2 separate regions of the Homo sapiens genome follow, and region 2 is linked to region 1. A link is a loop called in an ENCODE intact Hi-C map of the cell type or tissue named here. Cell type or tissue: PC-3. All regions are shown on one strand. Links, peaks and the distances in the headings refer to the core of each region. The heading gives the core; the rest is flanking DNA.

Region 1 (2,806 bases), core at 304-2,803:
ACTCTGTCTACATCTTAAAAAAACGGAAACCAATGAAAGAGGCAACACACAAGACTCAATATGGACAGTAATACGATGGAGCATAAGACGGCCATGAAACACGACATTCACAAAGTTTTAAAGAGCATTAGGATTTGCTTGTAAAATAAAGTTAGAGGGCCAAGTGTGGTGGCTCACACCTGTAAACCTAGCACTTTGGGAGGCTGAGGCGGGCGCATCACTCGAGGTCAGGAGTTTGAGACCAGCCTGGCCAACATGGTGAAACCCTGTCTCTACTAAAAATACAAAAATTAGCCAGGCATGGTGGAGGGCGCCTGTAATCCCAGCTACTCAGGAGGCTGAGGTATGAGAATTGCTTGAACCCAGGAGGTGCAGGCTGCAGTGAGCCGAGATTACGCCACTATACCCCGGCCTGGGTGACACAGCAAGACTGTCTCCAAAATAAATAAATAAACAAAGTTAAGGGAAAAACTGCACGTGCAGCATCAGCTCAACCGTATGCATTTTATTTATTTTTTATGTAGGTATTTTTTTTGAGATGGAATCTCACTCTGTTGCCCAGGCTGGAGTGCAGTGGCGCGATCTCAGCTCACTGCAAGCTCCACCTCCTGGATTCACGCCATACTCCTGCCTCAGCCTCTCGAGTAGCTAGGACTACAGGCGCCCGCCACCACACCCGGCTAATTTTTTGTATTTTTAGTAGAGACGGGATTTCACCGTGTTAGCCAAGATGGTCTTAATTTCCTGACCTCGTGATCTGCCCCCCTTGGCCTCCCAAAGTGCTGGCATTACAGGCGTGAGCCACCGCGCCCGGCCCTGCATTTTATTTTTTATTTCTTGAGAGGGAGTCTCACTCTGTCACCCAGGCTGGAGTGCAGTGGTGTGATCTCGGCTCACTGCAGCCTCTGCCTCCTGGGTTCAAGCGATTCTATGCCTCAGCCTTCCAAGCAGCTGGGACTACAGGTGTGCCCCACCACACCTGGCTAATCTTTTTTTTTTTTTTTTTCTGAGACAGAGTCTTGCTCTGTCGCCCAGGCTGGAGTGCAGTGACATGATCTCAGCTCACTGCAACCTCCGCCTCCCGGGTTTAAGCAATTCTCCTGCCTCAGCCTCCCAAGCAGCTGGAACTACAGTCGCATGCCACCATGCCCAGCTAACTTTTTTGTATTTTTAGTACAGACAGGGTTTCACTGTGTTAGCCAGGATGGTCTCGATCTCCAGACATCATGATCCGCCCGCCTCGGCCTCCCAAAGTGCTGGGATAACAGGCATGAGCCACCGTCCCCAGCACGCCTGGACAATTTTTGTATGTTTAGCAGAGATGGGGTTTCACCATATTAGCCAGGCTAGTCTTGAACTCCTGACCTCAAGTGATCTGCCCGCCTCGGCCTCCCAAAGTGCTGGGATTATAGGTAGGGGCCACCGTGCTCAGCCCTATATGCATTTTTAAAGACTAAGGGAAAATAAGAGTGGTTCCATCTGGGTGGTGGAACTATAGATTATTTTTGTTTTCTCCTTTACTATCTTCTGTATTTTACAATAGGCCTTACAAACAAAAGTCTGGGAGATTAAAAGGGACATTTTTCTGGTCTGCCACCTGCTGGTGGATTCTAGCAACGTCCTGGGTTAAATTAAATTCAGTGCTTGCTCCTCCCTCTTCTCACTGTCTGAGCACCCTCCCTATAGTTCCCTCCAGCTTCTTTAGCCTGACTTTTGCCATCTCGTTTCCATTTTGTGATCCTTTCCCTCTTGTCTTGTGTATTTTCTCGTGTAAGTTTTTTTGGTAATATATGTTAGGTCCTCGCTATTTTCAGGTCATTACAATTTTTACCTCTTTGCATCTCTTTTCAGCGACTTCTGCTTTTTTTTTTTGAGACGGCGTCTCGCTCTGTTGCCAGGCTGGAGTGCAGTGGTGATCTTGGTTCACTGCAACCTCCAACTCCCGGGTTCCAGTGATTCTCCTGCCTCAGCCTCCCAAGTAGCTGGGATTACAGGCGGGTGCCACCACGCCTGGCTAATTTTTGTATTTTTAGTAAAGACGGGATTTCACCATGTTGGCCAGGATGGTCTCGATCTCCTGACCTTGTGATCTGCCTGCCTCAGCCTCCCATAATACTGGGACTACAGGTGTAAGCCATCGTGCCTGGGCGAGACTTCTGCTTTGATTGAGCTTAGTAACACACACTCACCATGGGAGCGGGTGTGCTTTTAGGACAAGCTGACAGCCCTGGTGGAAGTGGGTGTTAGTTAAGGCAATCAGAAATCCTGGCAAGTGTAGTACGTGCTCTGGGAGGCAGGTTAAGCCACAATTGGCAATCAATGCCCTTGGTCACATTAGTGAGAACGCCCTGGCAGCCATGTGGAGGGTGGATTTGAGGACTTGGAGAGGTGTATTTAAGACATGGCTGCCACTCTCTAGGAGGAGAGTGAGAGAGCTTGGGCAGGAGTCGCAGTAGGGATGGTGTGGAACAGGCAGATTAGAGAGCCGCCCAGCAGCTGTCCTCTGCAGGGACTCCTTAAGAGGGAGGAGTCATGACTGACCCCCAGCTTTCCAACACAGGTTGGGTGAGCTGTGATGCCACCAACCAAGGCAGGAATGCAGGCCTGTATGTCAGTGGGTTGTGGGGAAGGCTGGGTTTTGAATAAACTGAATGTGAGATGGCCTCAGAACATCCATGCAGAAACGTAAGCAGGCAGTGGAAAGTAAGGGCTAGAGAGAGATCTGAGTGTTACTGACATTAGGGTGTAGCTGAAACCCGAGGCATGGACGACAACGCTTCAGGAGAAAATCCAGAATGACGGAGAT
Region 2 (2,806 bases), core at 241-2,740, 86 kb before region 1:
AGAGCATGACCAGTAAAATCTATAACGTCTTGACCCAAATCAAATTTCTTATACACATCTCGCATTGTGGTCTTCTTAGGATCAATGCCTTCAAAAGTTCTTGGATCTTTTTCATCGAAGTTGGCAACATACACTAGGAATTTCCTGAAGCGACGTTTTTCAAACAATCCCATTAGGCCTAAATAAAAAAGAATTTTTCAAAAAGCACACTCACAATCAGACATTGAGGAGAACGAAGTATGAGAGCAAAGTTTAAACATGCCTTGTTATCAACTGCGGAATGCAGGATGCAATTTTTTTTTTTTTTTTTTTTTTTGAGACAGAGTCTTGCTCTGTCGCCTAGACTGGAGTGCAATGACGCAATCTCAGCTCACTGCAACCTCTGCCTCCCGTGTTCAAGCGATTCTCCTGTCTCAGCCTCCCGAGTAGCTGGGATTATAGGCAACCGCCATTACGCCCAGCTAATTTTTGTACTTTTGGTAGAAACAAGGTTTCACCATGTTAGGCTGGTCTCAAACTCCTGACCTCAGGTGATCCGCCCACCACGGCCTCCCAAAGTGCTGAGATTACAGGCATGAGCCACCGCGCCTAAAATGCAGGATGCAATTTAAGATATGGGAGTTTGGACAGCATGGCTTCCAGTTTCACAACACCTTAAACTGACACGATTATAACAGGTTACTTATAAAGTCTTCAATTCTACCATACAATTACAAGTAATTAAAACTACTACTTAACTGAATGAAAAATGTCAAATTATGTTTCTTACTAGGTACAAGGTAAATGTGACTCTGAACAAGTATCCATGAAGCCACCCATCTGAAGAGTCTCCCTTTGACAACTCTGATCTACACTCAGCCAATTGCCTAAATTCTGAATGCTCTTGCTTTTCCGCCTCTGTATGCTAAGATACAACCGGGCACTTAATGATAACAGCTTAAGATAACAAGAACAAATTGACCTCGATAAAATTTCGATGCTGCTGCTACTGCTGCTAGTCACTTATTTTACTGAAGTCCTACATAAGCAACCAATTCGCTGCATTTTACACTAAAAAACAGATGAAGAAGCTACAAATTACCACTTTATAAATCCTCAGCTTTTATTACTAGGCTGTATTTCAACTAATCATAGATGATAGACAAATAGCCAACAAAAAAGAAAATTTTCTGATTTTATCTCCCTTCTCCCCCCATTCCTAAGCTGTACAGCTATTTTTAAAATACAACTACAGTTTTAAAAACAAACTCTCAAATGTTTCTATTGACAGCTTAATGTTTTGATAGATTTAATATTACATCCAAGATCATTTTCCAGCCAACAAAACTGAAAATTAAAACCATGAGGCTGGTCAGGTCGTAGTGGCTCACGCCTATAATCCCAGCACTTTGGAAGGCTGAGGAGGGTGGATCGCTTGAGGTCAGGAGTTCAAGACCAGCCTGACCAACATGGTGAAACCCCATCTCTACTAAAAATACAAAATTAGCTGGGTGTGGTGGCGCACGCCTGTAATCCCAACTACTTGGAAGGCTGGAGCAGGAGAATCGCTTGATAAACCCAGGAGTCAGAGATTGCACTGAGCCGAGATTGCACCATTGTACTCCAGCCTGGGCAACAAGAGTGAGACTCCGTCTCAAAAAAAAAAAAGAAACATGAGGCTATTAATGACAACTGACTACATTTAATTTTTTAAAATTAAGATTTACAATTCAGCCTTTTAAATGGACAGAATGTACACACAGTAAAGGCATAAGGCTGAATAGAAATATCCTATTACCACATCAGCACTATACTTAAGACACAAGTGTAGTTGTAAGAGCTGGGTATAAGACAGGCAAAAGGAAACATGAATCACTATTTCAATGCACTTAAAACTTAGGTATCATATTCCGGTCGGCACAGCCTGTCAGAACTTAAAGCTATTACTAACAGTTATTTTGGAGTATCTCCCAACTTTTGTTTATTTAATAGAAACCTGAGTTGCTGTTACCAACTTTTGTTTTAATCAAAATAAAAATCTATCATGTTTCCTTCTCTTTCCTCTCCTTTATTTTCCTCCATTACCTGATCCTTACCCAGAGAGGGATAGAAATCAGTGCCACTCCTGTTTTACACAGCACAGTAGAGACGTCCTGGCTGTTTTTCCATCCCTTAATTCCATGTTGCTATGCATGGCGCCAAATAGTGATCTCAATGACTAGCTGTTAACAGCATGAGAACCAGATATAATTGTATTACAAATACTTCAAACACCCAGTGCTCATTCTGAAAAACTCCTAATTGAAAAAGTTCAAATCAATAACGTGTTTCCTACTGTGTTTTTTTTTTTTCCATAGAAACAAGGTCTCGCCATGTTGCCCAGGCTGGTCTCAAACTCCCAGGCTCCTAAAGTGTGGAATCACAGGTGTGAGCCACTGCACCTAGTCCCTACTAGGTAGATAATTTTTTACAACTACTATTTATCTATGCTGATGCCTTCCCAGATCACTTTATTTAAAGCGTCCTTCTCACACTCCCTCCTTCCTCTTTCCCCCACAGCAATGGATCACCATGGGATATGCCTTTCTGTATTTACAGTTGTCCCTTGAATAACACATCTGAACTGCCACTTTTTATGTAGATCAGAGGTGTCCAATTTTTTGGCTTCCCTGGGCCACGTTGGAAGAAAAAGAATTGCCTTGGGCCACACATAAAATACACTAACGATAGCTAATGAGCTTTAAAAAAATTGTGAAAAAAAATCTCATGTTTTAAGAAAGTTAACAAATTTCTGTTGGGCTGCATTCAAAGCTACCCTGGACCACAT

The links. Hi-C counts contacts between places; a loop is a spot of excess contacts. Peaks named below come from ENCODE experiments on the same cell type or tissue, not always from the same donor. Only the 100,000 strongest peaks of a DNase experiment are listed, where the experiment ranks them.
Region 2: it touches region 1 in a loop (14-fold over the local background); 5 of 110 quality-filtered maps call a loop at or near these places.

What each region holds. Positions count from the first base shown.
Region 1 is chr10:5,872,040-5,874,845 of GRCh38, forward strand. All of the region lies in intron 7 of ANKRD16 (ankyrin repeat domain 16), which reads right to left. Among named protein-coding and RNA genes, the nearest start is that of ANKRD16, 16 kb to the right of the region's middle. In PC-3, for the core only: a CTCF peak has its summit at 1,597 (motif pointing left); no DNase peak of the experiment used is centred there.
Region 2 is chr10:5,785,873-5,788,678 of GRCh38, forward strand. It overlaps GDI2 (GDP dissociation inhibitor 2), which reads right to left. Exons shown (of 11, transcript NM_001494.4): 5 at 1-178. Among named protein-coding and RNA genes, the nearest start is that of GDI2, 26 kb to the right of the region's middle. In PC-3, for the core only: no CTCF peak of the experiment used is centred there; no DNase peak of the experiment used is centred there; H3K27ac peaks cover 832 bases.